Linked DNA regions of Mus musculus: all the other regions are linked to region 4. A link is a loop called in an ENCODE intact Hi-C map of the cell type or tissue named here. Cell type or tissue: heart. All regions are shown on one strand. Each heading gives the region's core, and the rest is flanking DNA. Links, peaks and the distances in the headings are about the cores only.

Region 1 (5,977 bases), core at 1,283-5,282, 97 kb after region 4:
TTCTAAGGAGGCTGGCATGTCCTTGCCCCTGCTAAAAGACTGATTTCTAGAGTGATTGAGAGATTGCTATTGGTCTTAGAAAGATACTGGCCACTGATCTAATGTGTTCCCAATCCCTGGATCCCCTTTTTCTTGTGGGGGTCCTGTGCTCAAACTCTGGCTCCCCCTCCAGCACTTGGGCCATGGTATGCTTAGTGTGGCTTCCCTGAGATGTAAAGAGGTCCAGCCAGTGGATCCAGACAAAATAATGTCCTTGGCAGAGATGCCAACATGGAAAACAGAGGAAGTCTAGCAGATAACTGGCTTCCTCCGAAGGAACTGGGGAGTTTTTATGGACCACAGTGAATTGTTGGCACCAGCAGGGGATGGAAATCAGACCTGAGTCTCCACTTGACTGTGCATCCTGGCAGGTTTGACAAGGACAAACCACACCAGGCAATGTGAGTAAAGGAACAGGGAGCTGGGGAGGTCCCCTTCTGTATAGAGTTTCTAGAAACCTAGCTGAACTCTCAAGAAGTGAGTCGAGCCACACATATAAGGAACTATGGACTCTACATCAGAGGGGCCTGCTAGGGGGACTGATACAGGACTCTTTGAAATGTACCAATTTCAGAACATCTCTTTCCTAGCAGTAAAATGAGAGTTGACCCAAAGATTACCCCATAGTGTGCAGAGAATAAAAGACTGGGGAGTACTCAGTTCTAAGTGGGACATTCATATCACACACACACACACACACACACACACACACACACACACACACACCACACACACACACACACACACACACACACACACACACACCACACACACACACACACACACACACACCAAGGACCAAGGCTCAAGGATCTTTATGGAAGAGGGAGTGAGAAGATGGTAGGAGCCAGAAGTGACTTATAACATCAAGGAAACCGTGTTTTCCAGACACAGTGGTGCATATGGCTGTTGTAATTCTTAATTATTGTTGATCTGTTAATACTAACGGTATAGTACCATCCCAGTTACAAAAAGGACTTTTTACATCTGTTATCTCAGGAATTTTTAGTCCTGGAATGTGAAGTAGAGTCAAAACTGGGCAATACAGAGAGGGTTCCTTGATTTGGACGAGACAGAGCCTGCAGGATTGAGTGGCTACCTTTGGGTCTAAGGTCAGTGGTGAGTTACTGTTCCTTTTTGACTGTGACAGGCCCCCCCCCCAACCAAAATGTGACACAAGTAGCACTCAGTACCTGTGGCTCCTCCCACACTTCTCGCCCCACCCCTACCCTAAACCTCTACTTCACTCAAAGTCATGTCCTGCCTCCAGATAGTTTATATCCAAGGATTGTTCCAAGTGCAAAGTGTGGGGGTGGAAAACTTAAATCCTTACCTGTTTGAGAGCTGACATATGGGATGCATTGCGGTCTCTGTTGCTATGGCTCAGCCCCTAGATTAACCCTGATTCTCCCACCTCCTTACAGATATTCCCTAGTGAGCCTCCCGAATGTCATGTTTGGCTTTTGGGATTGTCTCCCAGGCTCCATCTGGTCAATGGCAGACACAGCTGACTCAACAGTTTATGAACACTGCACATAACACTTCGCTGTCCACTAGAAGATATTCTTAACAACGGTTGAACACTGGCTGCCACATTCTCATCTGACTCTGGGCCTTACGACGATGTTTCTAGTCCTAGTGACAGTTCTCAGGGTGAAACTCACCTGGAATGTCACAGGTAGGAAAGAGTTGCTGTCCCTTGCATCCCATAGGAATGAGTCCTCTGGTTCAGCAGCCATCTATCGGTCACAGGAAAGCACGAAGCTTTCTATCCACCCCTGACTGACTGAGCCAAATGCCAGCTCTGCAGTTAGGGACTTAGCTGCTTGACTCAGTCCTCTTGCCGTCTCGACTTCTGGCCTAAGGAACACCCAGCCACTGCCCCACTTAGCTTCTCAAGTTTTCCAGGATGGCTCATTCAGGATCATCCAGTCCTCCCACCACCTTTTCCCCAGCAGTGACACTCAGAGGCCACCCTGAACCGGATAAGGGCTTTCACTTGTTAACATTCAAACTGAAACAATGCTCGCCTGCAAGATAATTAGGCACGTGACAGTTTGGTGAGGTCTTCTTAGGACAGCCATTTTAACAATAGAACATTTTGTTGTGAAAAGTTAAGTTTGGCAATAAAACTTTCAGTGTGTGTGTGTGTGTGTGTGTGTGTGTGTGTGTGTGTGGGAGTAGGGGTTGGGTGGGGGTGAGGAACTCTTGATTAAACCACAAAACTGAACATTCATCATATTTTTCTCTAAGCATTTTGACAAAGCAACGAGGACACATGCACACAGTGTACACCAAACCACACTCAATCAATGCCTCCCCCATTTCTCCTTCTGATTTTGTTCTCAACCACAATTCTTTTTCAGTATAGTATTCTTTTATTACATGTTGAGCGTTTCAATGTTGCATACAATGTATTTTGATTCTTACCTTTGTTCCTCCACACAACTCCTCCCAGATCCAGTCCGCAAGCCCCCTCCAAACTTTATGTCCCCTTCCTCAAAAACTCACTGAGTTCAATTTTTGTTGCCTATCTACTCATAGGTTCACCCACCTGCCTTTCTGAATCAGTTACACTCAAGAATCCACCCTGACTTGTAGGCTTCTATCATGTGTTAAAAAGCTTTTGGTCACATGAAGAAATACTTGATAAAGTCAAGCTATGAGGAGGAAAGACTTATCTTGGTTCATGGTTTCAGAGGTTTCCATTCATCATCTTTTGGCTTCATGGCTTTTAGTTCTGTGCTGAGGCAGCATAGCATAAGGAGCACGTGGTAGAAGAAATGATTCGCCTTGTGGTAATGGGAAACAAAGAGAAAAGAGGTGGCTAGGGTCTTAATATCTCTTGCAAGGGCAGGTTTACAGCGATTTAACTCTCTCTTAACAAGAAACACTTCCTACAGGTTCTCCTACCTCATGGCAGTACTTAGGGATGGGGAACAAGCCTTCAAGATGTAGCCTTTGGAGAAGATTTAAGATCCAGACAATGATGCACCCAAAATTGCATTAATAATAATAAAAAAAAACCCTGCTACTTACTTATTCCTAAGGGGAATGAATTTAAACAGACGATGGAGTCTACTTTCAGTTGGTAGAAATAATTGCTAACATGTATAATAAACACCCTACACCTATTTTTTTTAAAAAGATTTATTTATTTATTATACATAAGTACACTGTAGCTGTCTTCAGACACACCAGAAGAGGGCGTCAGATCTCGTTAGGGATGGTTGTGAGCCACCATGTGGTTGCTGGGATTTGAACTCAGGACCTTCGGAAGAGCAGTAGGGTGCTCTTACCTGCTGAGCCATCTCACCAGCCCCCACCCTACACCTATTAACTCAACTGTCCCGGGGAACAGAGGGGTAAGTGAATGAGACTTTATTCCATAAACACACGGGCTCCAAACCAATCTGCCCCTGTTCTTTTTTAGCCACTGCACCATCTGTCCCCTTGTGTCCTGGCTGAATAGACTGTGGGTAGATTACATATTATCTTAAGCCTACAATTGAAGGTAGACTAATGAAAAAAAAATAGCCAAATCTACATCCCGACCAAAGGTTCTCACCAACACATTCACCTGGAATCCAGTGTGCAACGGTGGATATGTAGCATTCAGAAATAAGCAGTTGTTCTACTGGGAAGAGAATAGGAGCAGACCATCTAAGAGAAAGAACCATCACGGACGTGCTTGCCCATCTGAGAACTGAGATGAGAATTCTGAAAATTTTGAACCTGAAAAAGGAACATAAAACAGAGCCATTGGCACCTTTCAAAGTTCAGTTTCTCATGTTTTTTTTTAAATCATTAATCACAAATGAGATATCATCTTTAAAGTTCTTCTATAATTGAATAGTTGTTCATGTCAGAATTCATTTTCACCAAATGTCCCTTGAAGTTGCAAGAGTGAGTTTTCAGATATTTTATTAGTGCTAAATTTCTTAAAGGGAACATTCTAATAATATAGACATCTCCAGATAACATCAACATTGGAGGCCAGAGGACGGGTCAGGTAGACTAGCTTCAGTGACAGATGGTAAGACAGGGAAAGATGGAAAATGTAATAAAAACATCATGTGATCTCTAACAGACTTCAATACAAATAATAGTTAAAGAGTAAATTTGTTAACTTTAATGATCTAAACATGGCCTGTGATTTTTGCCTTTTCTAAAGGGTCATAAGCTAGTCAAACTTAGATCCTAGCAAAAGATGGAGACCTCTGTGTCCAAGACAGTGATGTTGTCCCCCATTCCAGCAATCACAGCATAGCATGTGGCCCAAGCTTCATATTTCCATCTATCTCCATTGTCCCCCAAGTCTCACGGATGCTGTAACATGCCCAGTAGATGCTGTGCATGGAGATGTGTTTGCCACACAGCTGAGAGATACCAAGTTTCAAAAACTCAAATGTTTTTAATAAGCTGCCAACAGACTTGCTACCTTTGTCCTATTATTGTTGTTGCTGCTGTAACTATTATTAACAGTGTTTGGCTGTAAATTTCCTTTTATGATGTCTAAGGTCATTCTAGGAGAAGAATGAGATTTGACGTGATTGTAGGTATTCAGGTGTTTGTTGAGAGAGAAATGAAAAAAAAAAAAAAACCAAGAAGGGCAAGGTATAGCATGATGGCATGCTATAGTTTAGCAACAGCGTCCTGTAACCCTCAGTTATTTAAAATAAGACTACTGGAGAGTTAGCTAGAAACACCATATGGGGAAAGTTGAGTTAACATTTTTTTCTCCTACCAAGTCATAAGAAAGATTATAAGTAGTAGACGTATAAATATTTGTTCCCTTTCTTTGCTGTTGAATCCAGACATCTGGAAGAGAGCTTAGCAGATAACACAAGCTTAATAACTAACTTCTGAATGAATGAAGCACCTGCAACTCATTTGTGAAGCTAAGGTCTGTAGGGTTGTCTTAGTTAGGGTTTTACTGCTGTGAACAAACACCATGTTCAAGGCAACTCTTATAAGAACAACTTTTAATTGAGGCTGCCTTACAGGTTCAGAGGTTCAGTAAATTATCATCACGACAGGGGCATGGCAGGCATGGTGCAGGAGGAGCTGAGAGTTCTAAATCTTCCTCTGCAGGCCACTAGGAAAAGACTGACTCTCTCATGATTAGGAGGAGGGTCTCATTGCCCATTCACACTGTGACACATTTCCTCCAACAAGGCCACACCTCCTAATAGTAGTGCTACTCCCTTGGCCAAGCTTATTCAAGCCACTTCAGGGGTTAAAGGAAGCCAGCTATCCCCTGCCTTTAGATTTCTAAACTCAGCAGGGTCTTTGTAGGTACCTCAGGCTGGCCTTGACCTCTCCATCCTCCTGCCTGTTCCTCCTGAGTGCTGGGATTATGTTTTGCATCTCATCAATGTATACTCTTGCTAGGCCAACATTTTTTTGGTGGTGGTGGGGGGGTGAGTCAAACACAAAGGCCAAGTTCTAGATTCAACTTAATACTCAAACCCCAATCTACTTTGCAGAAGTATTTTTGCTGTTAGTATAGAGCAGGGAGTCCCAGTGAGTTTAAAGACAGGGTTTGTTTGTTTTTTTCAATATTCAAAGTATATTTTCACAAAACAGGGAATGGGGGTATAGCTCAGCCTGCATGCAAAAGACTCTTGATTCAATTCCAACAATACTCCTGCCAGAGAACGAGAGAGAGAAAGAGGGAGAGAGAGAGAGAGAGAGAGAGAATATGGTTATTACATTTTTAGTATTCAGTGATTACTTTTTGTCATATTAGCTCAAGTAAAAATTTAATCATGTTTTAATATCAATCTACATTAAATAGACTAGAACTCTACCTGTAAGTGTTGAAAAACAGTAATAAATATATATATTAAAAGCACTTCATCTATTTTCATACTTAACAATGCATATTTGTGGTTATGAATTCGTGATGTGGAAAATCTGGTAGTTAGATTCATGC
Region 2 (5,977 bases), core at 1,366-5,365, 68 kb after region 4:
CCATTATCACTTACGAGTGGGGTGTATACACCTGTCAAGTACCGTACAACTTCCAAGACCATAGGTTCTCCCTGGACAATGCCACTGATGTTAGCTCTCATCTTGTCAGGGTATCCGTGCTTTGCAAATGCATGAAGTGCCATGAAAAAGAAGATCATGAAGATCTACAGCTTAAACTCCAAGTTACCTGAGCGATAGTCCCATCAGCATTCGGCAAATGTCCATTATCACAGTGCTCTCTCCAATTTTCTTCATATTTAGCAGTTACTGGTGCACCTGTGGTGCACTTGAACGTGGCCACTTTACTACCTGCCAGCTGTGGGCCCACTGCCCTTCATGACTCTAGACACCTTCCTTTCCCAAATGATGCCTTCACCTCAGTGGGACCTTGTTGAAGGGATATAGGCACTTTCTTGGCATACAGAACGAGTAGTATGGAAACCCCTGAAGAGTAATCACCTCCTCCAGTAAGACCACACCTCCTAATCCTTCTCAAACAGTCTGCCCACTGGGGAACAAACATTCAAATACTGAGCCTCTGGGGGCCATTCTCATTCAAACCATCACAGTCTGTTTCATCTAAAGATTCTCATGCTCAGCTAATTCTTCCAGAGGCTAAGATGCAGAGTTTTGGACTGACGTCGATGACAGAGGAGATTTTAAGACAACCTAGTATTGACTGTGTCTTGTGGCTATTAATGGTCATTCTTACACAGACCTACAAGAAAAAGGAGCAAGTGGGCAAGAAAGAAATACAGTGTGTACAGTTCGAGAAGAAAAAGAACATCAGGGAATGTCATGTTGGAGCCAAGACTTTCCTCAAAGAGATGAGAATTTAAGGAATTTTCTTATTCCATAAATAAGAATTTGAGGAATTTCATTGCCTTAAATGGAATAAAGGGAGGTGTGCCCTTAGGGTAAGACCCCTCCTAGCTAAGCTTCCAACTTGTGAAAAGCAAAGCTTATTCAACAAAAGAAACGATCTAGCTTTATCAAGAAAGACACAGACACTAAGAGTTTGTGGAAACTTCCTCTGCTGTTAAGGAGGAGGCTAAGGCCAGGGGTGTGACAAGGGAGTCCCTGCATGGAGTCCTGGAAAAGCCATTGCATGAGGCTATGAAAGTGCAGCCTGGATTGCAACAGAACCCCCAAGATGTTCGAGATGCCAAAGCCTTGGGATACCTGCCAAGGAGAGCTGCAAACAGGGTGAATCGGCCTATGAAGAAGAGGAAGTGTGTGGTAGTCAGCAAAGCTGGAGGGAGTGGAAGACAGGAGGAGCCATTTAATAAGCCCTTTATCCTCAAGCATAGCGATATGGAGTTTGGAGTTGACCTGCTGGCTTTCAGTCTTCCTTTGTTCCAGTCCATTCCCTCTCTTTTGGAATGGCAATGCATATTCTCTGCTACTGTGTGCTGGGCATATGTGATCTGCTGTTCAATTCTACAGAGGATCAAGACATTACCTTGAGTCTCAGAAATGACTTTGGACTTTGGAACAGGGTTGAGACTGTGATAGACTATGGGGACTCTTCAAGTTGGACTGAATGCATTTTGCATTATGCTATGGCTACAAGCCTATGGGGGGGGGGGGTCAGAGAGTAGGACAAGGTGTTTTGAACAGGAATTTTGGGAGGATTAGGAGGTATATAACCTTACTGGAGGAGGGCCACTGGGGGTGGGCTTTGATTTGAAGTTTCAAAAGCACATGCCAGTCCCACAGTCCCAGTCTCTCTCTCTCTCTCCCTCTCTCTCTCTCTCTCTCTCTCTCTCTCTCTCTCTCTCTCTCTCTCACACACACACACACACACATCCATTAGCACCATGCCTGCTACCTGCCACCATGCTTCCCACCATGTTGGTAATGGAATCACCCTCTGAAATTGTAAACAAGCCCCCAATCAAACACTTCTTCTATAGGCTACCTTGGTCATGGTGTTTCAGTTCAGCAACAGAACAGTTACTAAGACAAACACTTAAAGCCCAGATCTCAAGAAGGCCCAACACCTTCAAGTTTAGAAATAAATCACAGTGACTACTATGTTCTTTTGAGGTCCAATAGACCTGGTCTTTTCTGGTCAGCTTCTCCTATGTGTATGCTAAGAAATTCAATGAGCTAGCAGCAACACATTCTCATGGATTCTGTCTGTTGATGCCCAAATCTGTGACTTGGGTGTGTGAGTGTCTGTGTAGGCTCTAGTTAGAAGCATGGCAACTCTAATGACTAAAACAGTTGAGAACCTTCCTCTGATTCTATTGGATCCCCCCAGTTTTAGCCTTTAAAACTAAAGAGTATACCTTTCCCCTCCTGTCTGAGCTGTCTTCACCTTGCTAGACTGTCCTCAGCAGGATAAGAGAAGACAGAGCTACCCACATGGAGGTGGACAAGTCAACTCCCTTCACTTAGTTAATGAACAACCTGCTCTGTCTTGTACACACATCTTCCCTGAATCCTGGTCCTTAGTCGTTGGCCAACTTGGACCAAGAGCCAATTTCATTGGTAAAATGACCATAGAGAGCTCAGTCAATAAAAGATGGCCAAGTTAATTTGTGAGCAGTTAACAATTCAACCTTCAATTTGCTCAGGGAAGGATTTTGGTTGCTAGAATTATAATTCACTTTATACCATCAATGCTTTGTTCTTTTAGTCAGTACAGAAGAGATTGTCCTTCACTGACCCAGGAGGTTGCAGTGCAAAGAAATCACAATAAGACTTTAAAGGGTCTGTTTGCAACTTGGATTTAAGGATTTCCTGAAACTTGAATTTTTTTTAAAACATAAAAGCTAACCATGGTTAACTTTAATCAATACTATTTAGGTTAGAATACAATTCTATGGGCCAAACTCTGTGGGTCCTTCCAACTAATCTCCAAATGTGTAAATGGTCTTACCTCTTTATCCTAATTCACCTTATAATTGGAAAGTCTACTCATGCACAAGTTACAGTTGATTAATTCCAATAGAGGAAGACAGTAAATGGGACAAGGAGTCCATAAGTCGGTCCCTCCCTGGTAGTTTTTGAATACAGATGTATCTAAACCCTTGCTCAACACCTTGGCTCCATTCTGTCATAGGGTTTCCAATATCCTGCTTTTAACTCCTGCCTAGTCACTGTAAAATCACATTTTTCTATACTATCTGTTGCTTTACATCATTTAACACCACTATTTCACGATCTATCAAGATCTATGACAGCATACAAGACACAAACAGTGTTCTCTCTTATTTTGATGATTGGGAAAGAAAAGCCTGAAATGCAGAAGAGATCCACAAGCAGACTGGCCACTCTCCTGGGCTTCTTTGAAATCAAGATTATTTTGGGGGTACAACCCAGTTGGGTACTTAAGGGTGTCTCGAAGAATTACGTCTTCTTAACTCCTGAAGATAAGTGGGTCAGTTCTTCAACTTGGCAAATTAGCTACCTTTGGGAACTAAACAGTCATAATAAAAGCTCTGGCTGAAACTTAATGACGTAGGCTGAGCTACGAGCCAACTTTATGCCAGTGAAATATTTATCCCTGTCTTGTATTTGTTGGCAGCACATGGTACTGAGATCACAGCAAATTCAATAACAAATTCTACAAGGCAGCTTGAAGCAAGCAAAAAAATATATATATATTGGCTCATGAAGCAGGCAGCAAGAGGCTGCCAGGCTAACCACTGGCATGAGGGGCTGGTACTCAGGCTGGGATGGACAGTGGGTGGGAGACAGGAAGCACCGCAGTACTTGCGTCTGTCTAGAGGGAATTGTTCTCTGTAGTGAGACAGGGCTTTACCCAGCAGAGTGTGTCCCACCCTGCCTGCTCGGGACACAAAATTGTGAAAACAAACCACAGAATGTGCATAGAAGAGCTGGGGCACACTCAGATCGTCTTAGAAGAAGAGCAGATGGGGGAAAGGATTGTGACTTAACCCAGAAGAATGGAGTTACTCACAGCCACAGGCGTCTGTTTTCCCTCTGAAGTGGATGTTATCAGCTTGGTTTTCCATTCCAGAAAACACAATAGACGTTGGGGCTGTGGGGTGTAGTTCAGTTAATAGAGTGCTTACATGGATTTGATCTGAAGCCCTGGGTTTGATTTCTAATAAGAAAATCATAAAGTAGGTGTGGTGGTACATGCCTATAGTCTCAGGGCTGGGGATGTGGAGAAATTGGGCTACTTAGCAAGTCCAGGGCCAGCACAGGATATTAGTGACTCTATCTCATAAAACAAAACAAAGCCCAAAACGACAAAAATACTGCAGCAGGCCCTCTGGTTCTCTTGAATGGTTTCTACCCTTTCACTTGTCTACTTTACTAGCAAGGATCCCAACAACAAATACAGACAGGGTTTTACTTAAGGATGTTGTGTCATGATAGCAGTCCCCAGAGGTCCAAGCCTCCCTCCCTTTCCTGCCTCTCATATCTTATCCTAGTACTAGACTGACTCTATAGTCAGATCGAATGACAACCATCAGATGGAAAGAAGTCCCTTCTCATGTCAGCGGTGCCAGTAGCACTGTTATGGGAGCCAGCCATTCCAGCATCTTGCCTTTTTCTGTCCCACCCCACTAAATTCAAATACCTGTGAAATAGAGGATAAAAATCATTCACTCTCTATAAGGTGCCTCTTATGATGGGGCTGGAGGGATGCTTAGTGTTCACTTAGGAGACCTGACTTAAGTTTTCAGCATTCACATTGGGCAGCTCACCACTGCTTAGAACTCCCGCCCTACAGGACCCAGTTCCTCTGGTCTGCAGGCACCTGTATTTGTGTGCACATACCCACACATAGACATGCACATATGCCCATAATTGAAAATAAGACAAATCTTTTAAATGTAATTTCACTACCCCATGGATGGCTTAGTGGTGACGTCTTCTTTGGGGGGGGGGGGCAGATTTTTTGTACCTTTACTGAAGTAGCCTGAGGGCAGGAAAAGAGCAACCCTGGCAGAGGAAAGGGACCTAGAAGAGGAAGAAAGTAGGAGGAAATTGCGAGTTCATTTGGCTCAGGGCTGGCCTGCTTAGCTAGTTTGATTGCTATAGGTATCTACTTGAGGACAGTGACCAGTAAAGAGCTCCTTTACTCAGTGCGAGCCTGTTCAACTATTAAAGGCATGGCTCAAGAACAAAGAAGTGAAGTGCCCTCTCTTCAGCCTTCCCTCTATTAATTTCTGGGCAGTGTGTACTGGGGTATTAGTGAGTGACTGGGGCCAGTGACCAGGAGGTTCCTAGCTTAGATGCAGGTGAGTAGATCCATCCATCCATCCATCCATCCATCCATCCATCCATCCATCCATCCATCCATGGTGATTTGAATAATAAATGTCCCCCATAGACTCAGATATTTGAACACTTGATCCTCAGTTGGTGGTACAATTTAGGAAGGTTTAGGAAGTGTGTTAGTTAGGTTTTTATTGCTGTGAAGAGGCATCATGCCCACGGCAACTCTTATAGAGGTAACTATTTAATTGGGGATGGCTTACAGTTTCAGAGGTTTAGTCCATTATCATTATGGTGGGAAGCATGGCAGCATCCAGGCAGACATGTTTTGGTGATGGAGCTGAAAGATCTACATCGCGATCCACAGGGAGCCAGGAGAGATTATGTTTTTCACTGGCTGGAGCTTGAGTGTCTATGAGAAGACCTCAAAGCCCTCACCAATAGTGACACACTTTTTCCAACAAAGCCACACATACTCTAACAAGGTCACACCTCTTAATGGTGCCATTCCTACAAGCCAAACATTCACACACATAAGTCTATGGGGGCCATACCTAGTCAAACCACAACAGGAGGTGTGGCCTTCCTGGCCAAAGTGTGCCAGTGGGTGTGAGCTTTGAGAGTAGCTTTGTTCCATGTCCGGTTCTCTCTCGACTTCCTGCTCCCTTTGCCGTGCCAGTCACTTGCTGCCAGGCCTCCCTGCCATGATGGCCTCTCATTTCTCTTAAACTGTAAGCCAAAATAAATGTTTTCTTTCATAAGTCAAATTTGGTCA
Region 3 (5,977 bases), core at 936-4,935, 180 kb after region 4:
TTGGCTGATGGTAGAGAAATGAAGACAATGGGCTGATAGACCGTGAGAGTCAGAGCAGTGCACTAGGGTGAAGGGCAGGAGGAGGCTCCCTTCCTTCCTAGTGCAGCCTAGAGGAAGAACCTCTGTGTAAGATGCTAGTTTGGCATTTCCTCAGTGCAGGCCATTCCTCGACCCTCCATCCTTAGGAATCCCGGTCCTGGCTGCCTACAGGCTCTGGAACGTTGTCCGAACTCCTTATGGGCCCCTCGGACTTCCTTTTCCCTGAGAGTTTATGCTCTTGAGGTCACAGGAGGTCACAGGAGACGGACAGGAAAGAAAGCTAGAAAATGTTGGTCATCGTCCAGGCTCAGTCCCTTTCTCCAAATGTGAACCTCAAGACCGAGAAGGGTAAAGTGTCTTTCTGGGGTCCAAAGTCTTCCTTTGTCAAGATCCAGGCAAAAAGCTTGATGTACAGCCAGACTGGCCATGACAGACTGGCTGTCTGTATGGCTTGTGTGCTTAAGGCAGGATAGAGGGCTCACCACACACCAATGTTGAAGGACAGAGTAGCACACCCAGTCACCGTGGCTGATTTCTTTCCGTCTTATCAAATCTTTCTATACTTTCACTCCAGGAAGTGGAAGAAGAAATGGCCTTGGTGAGCCCCGGCATCTTGACGTTCTCTTTGTGGAAACAAAGAGTATCTTGCCTCCTTGGTTTTCTTTTCTTCACTCCAAGAGTTAAAAATGAATTGTATCATGGCAAGCTCCTAGGTCAAAGCAGAGACTTTTGTTTTGACTTTGATAATTCTAGAGCTATTAGCTCCCTTGGTTTTGTTGCTGTTTTTTGCTTGCTTGCTTGCTTCAGTCCAGGGGAGTGAATCCAGGTTTCTTCTTACTAGACAAGCACTTTATCAAGGAGTTAAATCCCTAGGTCCTAATAAAGCTTTCATATGATTCTCTACGCCCTGCCTCCCATTATGACTTCATCTATCCTGGAGTAATGGGGAAGGTTGAAAAGTGGAAAGTGGATTTGTTATCAGGATGACTTTGGAGGCTGGAAGGAGGGAGCCCTTGCTGGTGCTAGAGCTGAGCTTTTAGGCACCCAAGGAGACCCAGGGTATGTGCCTTCCCTCTGTATGTTCATGGGCTACAGTACTACTATCTGCATAGTACACTAAGTAAATGGTCATTTACTTGCTAAATGACAGAGGAGCGAAAGCGCCCTTCAAAGTGACCCTTGGTAGAGACTATAGTCAGCTCTGTCTTCTCACTGAGAGTTGAGATCCCAACTGATCCATGACAGTCTAATGCCTAAGATGCTTTTCTGAACCCGGATAAAGGGATTCAAGAAGGCTAGGTAGACGCTGCATTATACACGTGTGCCTTATTCGGATCACAAGAAGTAGGTATCTGGTGGACATACATAGAGAACAGACAGTCAGCTTGACAGGTATGGCTTCAAGATCCCAAAGCTGGAGGAATATACCTTTCCAAACTCCATTGTCAACAATACTGCTAAGAATCAGTCTTCCACAGATATGTAGCAGTTTTTAAAGGGTGCCATTGGCTATGATTTTTCTTTCTTTCCTTTCTTCTTATTTATTTTATGTATGTGAACTCTCTGTCTTTTGCGAGCACCAAAAGAGGACACCAGATCTCATTACAGATGGTTGTGAGCCACCAGATGGTTGCTGGGGAATGAACTCAGGAACTCTGGAAGAGCAGCCAGTGCTCTCAACCACTGAGCCATCTTTCCAACCCCTGGGCTTAGATTTTTTCCAATCAAATATACTTCAAGAAAGCAAGCAAGCAAGCAAGCAAACACGCAAACAAGCAAACATAAAATGCCCATTAGCAAGATGGATTGGTGGATAAGGGGGCTTGCTGCTAATACTGCTAACCTGAGCTCCATTCCTGGGACCCACATAGTACAGTGAAAGAACCAACTGCTACAAGTTGTCATCTGACCTCCACTGTGCTCTACCATAAATAATTTAAGACACAGACACACTGTGTGAACGCATTTTGATATGCTTATATATTTTCATATATTATATGTATTTTGAATTTTGAAAAGTTCTTATGAAAATCAGACAGGGGAAGCTTCATTCTATTTCAGCGAGTTTCCTTTCCCTTATCTCCCCCACGCATGCTAAGTTGGTGAGCTCATAAATTGGATACAGCACATATTTTGAAGTTCTATAAAATCCTTGGAAGTTTATACTGGATGGAACTATGCAGTATTTTTAATCCCTATGACATGTTTGAAAGGGAGGGAAAGACAGGAGACATATGCCACTAAGTAGTTTAAGATAATGTGGTCTTAACAGTTTGGATAAAAAGTATCGACAGTCTGCTGTATATTATACAAAGCGCTAAACAGCATCTTGGAGAGTCAGAAATGAACATGATAGCATAGGGGAGAGTTCATGCCTTTGAATACTTAGAACCTATTATACACATAGTAGCCCCAGTCCACACACAAGTTATACTGTACGCAGAAAATACTGATACAACAAGGGACTTCAAAGTATGTCACCTTGTCATGAGAGAGCCATTGTGGTGGAAGGAGAGTCAGGTGAGACTTGGAAGAGTGGAAATGTAGGAGGAGCCTCGTGAGAATATGAATGGCTGTGGCCAGGAGACCTGTAGCTACCCCAAATTCCCTCCTCCCCCATCTCCCTCTCTCTTTCTCCCAAGCAGTGGTAGAGTCCCTACCAAAGAGTAAAGAAAGAGTTAATATTGTGGAAGACCAGTTTCCAGAGACCTAAAAAGGCAGGCGAGGGGGCAGGGCGCCTGACCTAATTCTTTTCCACTTTAAAATCTCTGTCTTTACCTCCCTAAGTGGCTTTCCACGTCCCTGCCTCCTTAATGATAATGACAAGTGTCAAGATGAAATAAGGCTGGAGAATACTCTGAATGCGTTTTGTGTTTTCACCAGGAACCTACATACGCCCACAAATCAAACAGCTCAGAGCAAGGGACGTGTGGAAGGCATTGCCCATCCCTCCTTCTCTTAACCTCCCAAATGACTGCTATCCTGGAGTTTGCACTTTTTCTTGGCAATTTTTCTTTTAAAAATTCCTTCCTGTTCTCTTCCTAGCCCTTATTTTTATCATTTTTAGTGCTATTACCCCTCCCCATTAGCTTACTTGAGCTGCTTATTATTTCCTGACCATCTCTGACAGATTTCTAATGTATGACCTCACTGGTACTTTTTCAGTTTCCTCCTTAACGCATAAGTGTTATATATGCATTATGTGTTAACATTCACTACATGCGTGTTAGATGTATAAAATCTACATGGGTCTGCTTCACAGGAAACATCACTCAAGGTCCCATTGCTCACATCCTGCACTAAAACTTGGCCCCCAAAGGTGGTTCATCAATTGTCCTCTGACAGCAGATTCTATTTAAAGCAGCTGGGGCTGCATCCTGAGGACAGAATCTCTTGGCCCCTTCTGCTTGCTTGTCAGTGAGATAATGTACATGGCCAGGCTTTCAGAGCTGGAAGCATGTGCCATGAGGGCAGCCCTTGACACCGTGAGAGATGTGTGCACAGGCATTTACTAAACAGGTACAGCAGATAAAAATGTGAGCAAGATAGTGGGGCTCAGGATGCAAGGAGAGAGGAAGAGAAGGAGAGAGGGAGAGAAGGAGAAAAGGGGAGAGGGGAAGGGAGAGGTGGGAAGAGAGGGAGAGAGAGATGGGAGAAAGAAGAGAGAAGAAAGAGAGAGGAAAAGAGGAGATGAAAGAGGGGAAGAGAAGAGAGGAAGGAAGGCAGGTGTGAGGAGAGTCATACCATGCTTAGCCTAATATCTTAGAGTCTAGAACAGAATTTGTCAAATACTTATTTGACAAGATATAAAATTATTGTGGACTCAAAGGCCCATTACATCGAACAGTTGGGGATGGGCATTCCACTGGTGTAACTGAGACCTGGACAATGAATAGGTACTAACATTGTCAATGCAAGTGGTGGAGAAGGAGCCTGGAAAAAATTCACCTGAGATGGCTTCCCCACTAAACTCTGATGGCCTTAAAGGCAATGACTGCACCACACTGCATTCTTCATTCAGTCTACACTCTCCGGTATGTGCTCAGACACAGGGAACTATCTCAAACCCATGTTGAGTGGATGGTGTTCCTTGGAAAGACTGTATGATGGACCTTCATTGGCTCATAGAATAATCCAGATGTGCAGAGATGAAAGTCTCTTGGACCTGGCTCTTTGCATGACACTTCCCTCACCCAGCAGCTGGGATGCATGGAAGAAGAGTCCCCAAGAGTACCACACCCCTAAACTGTTGTTACTGCTGGAATCTGTGGGTGATCTCTGGGGTGGATTATTGTTCTTAATGCTCATTTTCTGTTCTTCAAGATGGAGTCTAGAGTAATAGGGTCTCAACTGCACCTGGTACCCTCAAGATCCCATGTGGCCTTGACCTTAGAGCATGGGTCCTGGGCTGCCTGCTGATAAACTCGTTCTCGGTTCAATAAGGACCCTATGGTTTTGTCTGTTGGCTTTGCAGGGCCTGCCATGTCCACCCAGTGTGTTCCCCTCTATCATTGACCCATGTAGCTATCTTACTCTAAGTCTCGGGACACCTAGACAGCTGGTCCTCCTTAGGATTCCCATCAACCAGGAATCAGGAGACCCAGCACTGCCTCCCACATCCTCTATTGGGTTCCACCACCTTCTGAACTAAGATGACCTGTCCTTTTGTTAACCCCAGGGCCCATTGTATAGAGGCCCACAGGACTTCTAGCAGGAAGTGAAATTAAAGCCCACGTAAGGAATTAAGGGCACACACATATGACAGCTTCCCTGGCTTAGCCCTGTCTCCCCTTGTCTGTCAATCAATTAAAAGGGTTTTATTTTTCCTCCCACCTCACCAGAGCCTCTTTCTGTCCAGGGAACATGCCTCCCTCATGGCAGGAGTTTGTCTTTGCACTAAGCTGGATCCCTGGGCATAGAGCAGTAGCTCCAAATAGGGTTCTTGGTCTGATTTGACAATTTTTTTTCTTTCACATAAATGAATTTCAAATGTTTTTCAATAACTCTTATCCTTAAAAGTCAGATGCCAACAAACCTGAGATGTTGAAATGTAAAGAGATCGGTTTCTTAAAAGTTACATACATGTTTCCCAAATGGGTTGTTCCTTCCCATCAAACAACTTCATCAGCTTATTCAACAGTTAGAGACTAGCATATACAAAGAAAACTTCTACCTGAATTATACCTCATTCCAACTGCTTTAAGAACTAACTGTCCTGGACCACTGGCTTATAAAAGTAGACAAGTAGAGAGTCCTCTACCATAAGGTACTTGCCAGTTGCAGTCTTGACTGAAGGCTCTGTTGTCTGGTACTACTGGGGATACAATTTTCTTTAAAAGGGAAACCAACTGGCTCTCTCCTCTTCCCAAGGATGATACAGGATGCTCTAAAATGAATGCAGAACACAACAGACCAGACTTGGTATCAGCAGTCTCCCAAATCATCTGGGAGCTCACTAAATCAAAGACCGCCTAAAAAAATCATGTTTACGGCCCACTTTACAGTTCCCCTTTTGAATAAGAAATTACGTTCAGAATGAACACTCAACTAATCAGTTGCTATGTTGTGAGTGTAACCAACTACTTTTTAATTGGACTTAAGCACCCGCTCCATGATATGAAACCCATATCTGAGACCTACTAAAGTGGCCCAAAACCCCAAGGTTGTGGGATCTTGGAGGAAAACCTATTTCTTTTGCTAAATGAAAATGGCAAAAAAAAAAAAAAAAAAAAAAATGGACTCCTAATGACGTGATGCTACATCCATCCTAATGACGTGATGCTACATCCATCCTAATGACGTGATGCTACGTCCATAGACTAGTTGCATGCTCAACCCTTGTCAGAGAAGCTTCTTGTCGAGTTAGCTGGTCACTGACAGAGCCTCACAGGCAGACAATGTACATACAGAGTGAGCTACCTTGGAGCAGTCAGCCCTA
Region 4 (5,977 bases), core at 1,233-5,232:
AGCTGTCTCAACAAACAAACCCTGCTATTTCAGTGGCTTAGCCCTGCAGAAGCTTTCTCAAAGTCGGACTGGGAGTGGAGGCTCAGAGACTTGCCCCCACCCCCCAAGCCTTCCATCTCACTTCTGAGTCTTTGAAAGAAGCAGGGGGAGTCTGATGAGGGGAATGTGCTGCACTCGGACCTCTAGGGTAGGTCGGGGTCCAAGCAAAAGAACAGCAAAGGCAAAATCAGGGGGCTGTCCCAGGAGGAGTAAAGAAACCAGCCCGCCCTCTCTCTTGTGGAAGAGGCAGCCAAGAGCCATGCACCTTAGCTTAGGCCTCCCTAGCCATGGGAGAAAGTAAGAAAATACAGGTGTTAGAACCACCTAGTGTCCCTTAAAGAATTTCAAATATGAAAACTCAGCGAAATAGAAACAGTTGATAGTGGCGACAGTGACTACATGAACTAAGTTATGAGTATGTTCTATATTCTAGAGAAGTAATTCTCAACCTATGGGTCATCCGATACACTGTATGTCAGATATCTACAATTCAAACAGGAGCAAAATTACGGTTATGAGGTAGCAATGACATAATTTTATGGTTGGGGGAGGCATCACAGCATGGGGAGCTGGGATCAAAGGTCACAGCATCAGGGAGGTTGCGAGGAAGGCCGCTGCTCTAGAGAAAAACTTCCCTATCCTTTCTCACTCATGATATTTAGAACAGATTGTACGAACTTAGGTACATAGCTATGTGCCATCATTATGAAAATTAATTATTTATTAGTAATAAATCAACAATTTTAAACAATCCTTTTATATGCTTATGATTTTACCATTTATTAAAGATAAAATTGCATACTAATAAGTGTGCCTGCTTGTTTTTAAGTAAGAATTACATCTTGGATAAATGCTTGATACTGAAGGGCACAGGATCTTCAGTGTTTTTCAGAGTTGATTGGCATTAGTTTTTATAGTCATCAGTTCTTGAGAACTATCTATTTCACATAAATATGTAGTACAAAAAGTGGCAGAAGTATATCAAAGGTCATTTCATAAATTGCTAGCAAGTTCTATCTTATTCCAAGCCAAAAATTCACCTTTTTGTTTCTTTGTTTTTCCAGACAGGATTTCTCTGTGTAGCCCTGGCTGTCCCAGAACTCATTCTGTAGACCAGGCTGGCCTTGAACTCAGGGATTCATCTGTCTCCACCTCCGAAGGACTGGGATTAAAGGCATGCGCCATTATGCCTGACTCCAAAATTCACTTAACAAGTTTTTACAAACTTAAGTAACTCAAACAACAGCTGGAAGTCAAACACTCTGAACACAGCCTAAAGATGATTTGACACATACATGTTGAGGAAGGGCGGCAAGAAACTATTCTCTCTCTCTCTTATTATTATGCTTCTATAAGAGCAGAGAACTTTATATTCACACTAAAAACATTGCTGCTCATAATACACAGTTGTCTTAAATCACAGCTGGGGACCCTTGGGCACTATTCAAGGGCATGTCTGATGGTCTGCATCCTGCAAGGTGAGCTTATTGTGTGTCTGAAACCAAGGCTGCAGTGACGTTGGGCTCGTGATATGGCTGAGCATTGGCCAGAATCACCTCAGACTCATTATGTATTTGATGCTGAATTAAATATTTGTTCGCTGCCTGTTCCGGGAAAATGTTACTGTCACGAGTCATGAGTTTCTCATTCAGCTATGTGGACTCTCTATGGGGTTGTAAGCCACAGTTTAAGCTGTGTTCTAGACAAATCTTTTATAAATGCATTGATATATTTACTTCCATAGGTGAACGATTGCAAGTTATTCATGCTAAAACACATTTTCTCCATATCCAAGACCATCTTAGGGTAGAGTATTTCCTACCATTCTGACCACAGGGCCAAGCACCGTGGCAGTTTTGGTCCCCTCCCTCCCAAAGCCTGATTCCTCAAGAACGCAAGTCTGTAACCTTTCTCTCCGAGGCTGAGCACTCACAGAGCCATGCACACTTAGAACATGCGCACTGGGGGTAGAGAGCATGCGCACTCGGGGTATCACTATTCCCCCCCACACACACACCCCCAACACGCGGAGACCCTTAGCAATCGCTTCTGCAGTTGCACAACCCTTTTGAACAGACTTTCACGTAAACTCATGGAATCATTATACCTGAGATAAGCCTGAAGTTACTGTAACTAACTCTCGAATTTAAAGTTTACTACTGACTAATCCGTTGTGTTTTATCTGGACCATCCGAGGTGAATATCTCATGGATCATACATAATTTAAGCTGTTCAGTTGGTGTTGACTTTATGTTTCCGACTATGGCAAGTTGAATCTCACTGATTGGTCTCCACGACAATCGTCACATTCGGAATTTTGAGCTGAAAGTGCTTGCTGCACTTCAGAAAGAGCTCAGGAGATTGAGTTAAGGCTGTGCAATAGGAGGCCCAGTGCGGGTGCCGAGTGTGGTGTACTTTCGTTAGTGGCTTTGAACAGGATGCTAAGTTAGCTGCCGTGCTTAGGAGAATGGAATCTTCTGGTCTGATTGCTGGATTGCCATAGAAGGGGTCAGAGGGCAGGCGGAAATTCATGACACGTGACTGTAGAACTCCAGTTAGAGGTATCCTCAAAGGATTAGGCTAGACTCAGTAAGCGGAGCGTGAGAAAATAAGCCTTGGGCAAATTACATATTGAAGGAAAAGATTTGAAACAAGGCAACCACGGGATATTGACATACGTCTATTAAACTCTCAGGAAGTGATTTTTGATCTACTTAACATAAATTTATTGAAAAGGAGAGGTTTTGTCAATGACCTAGGAGGAAGTGTAAAGTTGTAAGCCTGTTGCGTACCACACCTATGACAGCTCTAGTTATAACTAGTTCTAGGACCCTTCTTTCTCTCTTAGAAAAGAGGCCAGAGATCGCGTTTCCCCTCATAACAGCCGCAGCCAACAAGTGGACAGTGCTTACCGAGTATATTAGCATTTCACTTCAGTCACCTGTAAGATAAGAAAGCCATTATCACACAATCCACAAACTCTCAGAGATAAGGACAGCGCAAGTGACAGGCTCAAGGTCATACAGCCAGTCAGAGCCAGAACCGAGCCTGGCTCCTGCGCCCTGGGCCCTGAAGCCTGAGCTTTCATTCGCTGCACGTGTGCTAGCACCCAACTCTGCACGTTCACTGGAGACTTCTCAGCTCTCTTTCCCTGCACCACCCTTGCCTCTGGTCAAACAAGGATCTTCCCGAATTCCAGCTTTGTTCCAGGCTCCACTCCTTGTGTACAAGATCAGAGAGTACAGGAAGGAAGGGAACCGCACCTTTAGTGACAAGATGAGGATCTTGTGAGTTACTACACATTAACCCTGGCAAAGACGTACTTATCAGTGCAACAGCTAATCTTCTTTGTGAACGCCTTTATTACAAGCTTGGGTTAAGGTCATTTTAAGAGCATTTACTCTGAGAAGTAACAGCTGGCTATCGTAGATATAAATAATCTATTTAAAAACAACAACAACAAAAACCCCAAAAACAACAAAAAACAAAAAAAGAACAACAACAAAAAAAACCCTACCCCACATTTTCTAACGTACAAATCTAAACAATTTCAGATAATTCACTTCTGAAAGCCTCCCACCCACCACGTGGTCACTCAAGCGCGCGCCTTTTCCGTAGCCGCCACAAGGTGGCAGCGGCGGCCGCAGAGTCGGCGCAGGCACGGCTGCTCGGCCGTCGCTTGCTCTCGTCTGGCACGCGGCTCTCGGCAATGGATTAGCTCTGCTGGGGACGTGGGCGCTCCGGGCCCCGCCCCCGGCCGGCGGCGGCCCCGAGTTGCAGTCGCTGCTGCGAGCCGAGCCGAGCTGCACGGAGGGCGAGAGCGGAGCGGGGAGCGGACCGGTGCGCTGCCCTCCAGGCTTCCCTTCGGCGTTCGGGGGGGGGATCCTGACTGCAGGGGCCCTCGGACCGGCCCGAGCTCGGGGCGCCGGGCTCGGGACCATGGCGCTGCGCGCCCGGGCGCTCTACGACTTTAAGTCCGAGAACCCCGGTGAGATCTCCCTGCGGGAGCACGAGGTGCTGAGCCTGTGCAGCGAGCAGGACATCGAGGGCTGGCTCGAAGGGATCAACAGCCGCGGCGACCGCGGCCTCTTCCCGGCCTCCTACGTGCAGGTGATCCGTGCGCCGGAGCCTGGCCCTCCGGCCGACGGCGGCCCGGGAGCTCCGGCCCGCTACGCCAACGTGCCGCCCGGCGGCTTCGAGCCTCTGCCCGCCGCGCCACCCGCCGCCTTCCCGCCGCTGCTGCAGCCGCAGGCGTCACCCGGTTCCTTCCAGCCGCCGGGCGCCGGCTTTCCCTACGGCGGGGGCGCCCTGCAGCCGTCGCCCCAGCAGCTCTACGGTGGATACCAGGCCAGCCTGGGCAGCGACGATGACTGGGACGACGAGTGGGACGACAGCTCCACGGTGGCCGATGAGCCAGGCGCGCTGGGCAGCGGCGCGTACCCGGACCTCGACGGCTCGTCGTCGGCGGGCGGCGGTGCGGCCGGCCGCTACCGCCTGTCCACCCGCTCGGACCTGTCTCTGGGCTCCCGCGGCGTCTCGGCGCCCCCGGCGCACCAAGCGTCTGGAGCCAAGAGCTCGGCCACGGTGAGCCGCAACCTCAATCGCTTCTCCACCTTCGTCAAGTCGGGCGGGGAGGCCTTCGTGCTGGGAGAGGCGTCAGGCTTCGTGAAGGATGGGGACAAGCTGTGCGTGGTGCTGGGTCCCTACGGCCCCGAGTGGCAGGAGAACCCCTACCCCTTCCAGTGCACCATCGACGACCCCACCAAGCAGACCAAGTTCAAGGGCATGAAGAGCTACATCTCTTACAAGCTGGTGCCCACGCATACCCAGGTGCCCGTGCACAGGCGCTATAAGCACTTCGATTGGCTGTATGCGCGCCTGGCGGAGAAATTCCCAGTCATCTCGGTGCCCCATCTGCCTGAGAAGCAGGCCACCGGGCGCTTCGAAGAGGACTTCATCTCCAAACGCAGGAAGGGTCTGATCTGGTGGATGAACCACATGGCCAGCCACCCGGTGCTGGCGCAGTGCGACGTCTTCCAGCATTTCCTGACCTGCCCCAGCAGCACTGATGAGAAGGCCTGGAAACAGGGTAAGCGGAAGGCTGAGAAGGATGAGATGGTGGGCGCCAACTTCTTCCTCACTCTGAGCACCCCACCTGCCGCCGCCCTGGACCTGCAGGAGGTGGAGAGCAAGATAGATGGCTTCAAATGCTTCACCAAGAAGATGGACGACAGTGCGTTGCAGCTCAACCACACCGCCAACGAGTTTGCGCGCAAGCAGGTGACTGGCTTCAAGAAGGAGTATCAGAAGGTGGGCCAGTCCTTCCGGGGTCTCAGCCAAGCCTTTGAGCTGGATCAGCAGGCCTTCTCCGTGGGTCTGAATCAGGCCATTGCCTTCACTGGAGACGCCTACGACGCCATCGGCGAACTCTTCGCTGAGCAGCCCAGGCAGGACCTGGACCCAGTCATGGACCTGTTAGCACTGTATCAGGGGCACCTGGCCAACTTCCCAGACATCATCCATGTTCAGAAAGGTAAAGCTTGGCCTGTAGGGCCGGTGGCACGGGGTGTTTTTTTAAGGTAGAAAGTGGTGACTTGGATAGGCATACCACTGCCGGGTTTCAGGCTCCTGGTGGTTCTCCGTGTCTGGGGATCTTAGGGTTGTGGACTGTTGGGATTTTCCTTTCCGAGTGTTCAGTGGATTGTTAGAATGCTCCTTCTAGTCAGGGACTGCCTGCCACTCTTTAGAGGGCTAGATTTTCAGACCGTGTTGTCACTTCAGAATTTGAATAGGCAGAGGAATCAGCTGTTCTGATGTATAAGCTTGTGGGCTGGGCAGAATTGGCAGGGGCACCCAAGCCAGACTAGGCAGCCCTTTGAACACTGCAGGGCTGGCAGAGATGGGAGAGGCAGTAGGAAGAATGGATGCCTGGGAATAA

The links. Hi-C counts contacts between places; a loop is a spot of excess contacts. Peaks named below come from ENCODE experiments on the same cell type or tissue, not always from the same donor. Only the 100,000 strongest peaks of a DNase experiment are listed, where the experiment ranks them.
Region 1: a loop joins it to region 4, with 2.6 times the contacts of the local background. A loop is called at or near these places in 5 of 42 quality-filtered maps.
Region 2: it touches region 4 in a loop (4-fold over the local background); 3 of 42 quality-filtered maps call a loop at or near these places.
Region 3: it touches region 4 in a loop (2.7-fold over the local background); 7 of 42 quality-filtered maps call a loop at or near these places.

Annotation. Positions count from the first base shown.
Region 1 is chr13:113,519,745-113,525,721 of GRCm38, reverse strand. The region is part of intron 2 of Gm34471 (a long non-coding RNA gene); the gene reads left to right. It overlaps Gm34528 (a long non-coding RNA gene), which reads left to right. Exons shown (of 3, transcript XR_382932.2): 2 at 1,039-1,151; 3 at 1,464-2,168. Among named protein-coding and RNA genes, the nearest start is that of Gm34528, 4.5 kb to the left of the region's middle. In heart, for the core only: no CTCF peak of the experiment used is centred there; no DNase peak of the experiment used is centred there.
Region 2 is chr13:113,549,006-113,554,982 of GRCm38, reverse strand. No RefSeq gene overlaps it. Among named protein-coding and RNA genes, the nearest start is that of Gm34471, 13 kb to the right of the region's middle. In heart, for the core only: no CTCF peak of the experiment used is centred there; a DNase peak (open chromatin) is centred at 3,702.
Region 3 is chr13:113,436,529-113,442,505 of GRCm38, reverse strand. No RefSeq gene overlaps it. Among named protein-coding and RNA genes, the nearest start is that of Gm41071, 16 kb to the right of the region's middle. In heart, for the core only: no CTCF peak of the experiment used is centred there; a DNase peak (open chromatin) is centred at 3,415; H3K27ac peaks cover 1,491 bases.
Region 4 is chr13:113,616,397-113,622,373 of GRCm38, reverse strand. It overlaps Snx18 (sorting nexin 18), which reads left to right and starts at 3,810. Exons shown (of 2, transcript NM_130796.4): 1 at 3,810-5,572. The coding sequence starts at 3,979. In heart, for the core only: a CTCF peak has its summit at 3,655 (motif pointing right); DNase peaks (open chromatin) are centred at 3,793, 4,953 and 5,013; H3K4me3 peaks cover 1,648 bases; H3K27ac peaks cover 2,191 bases.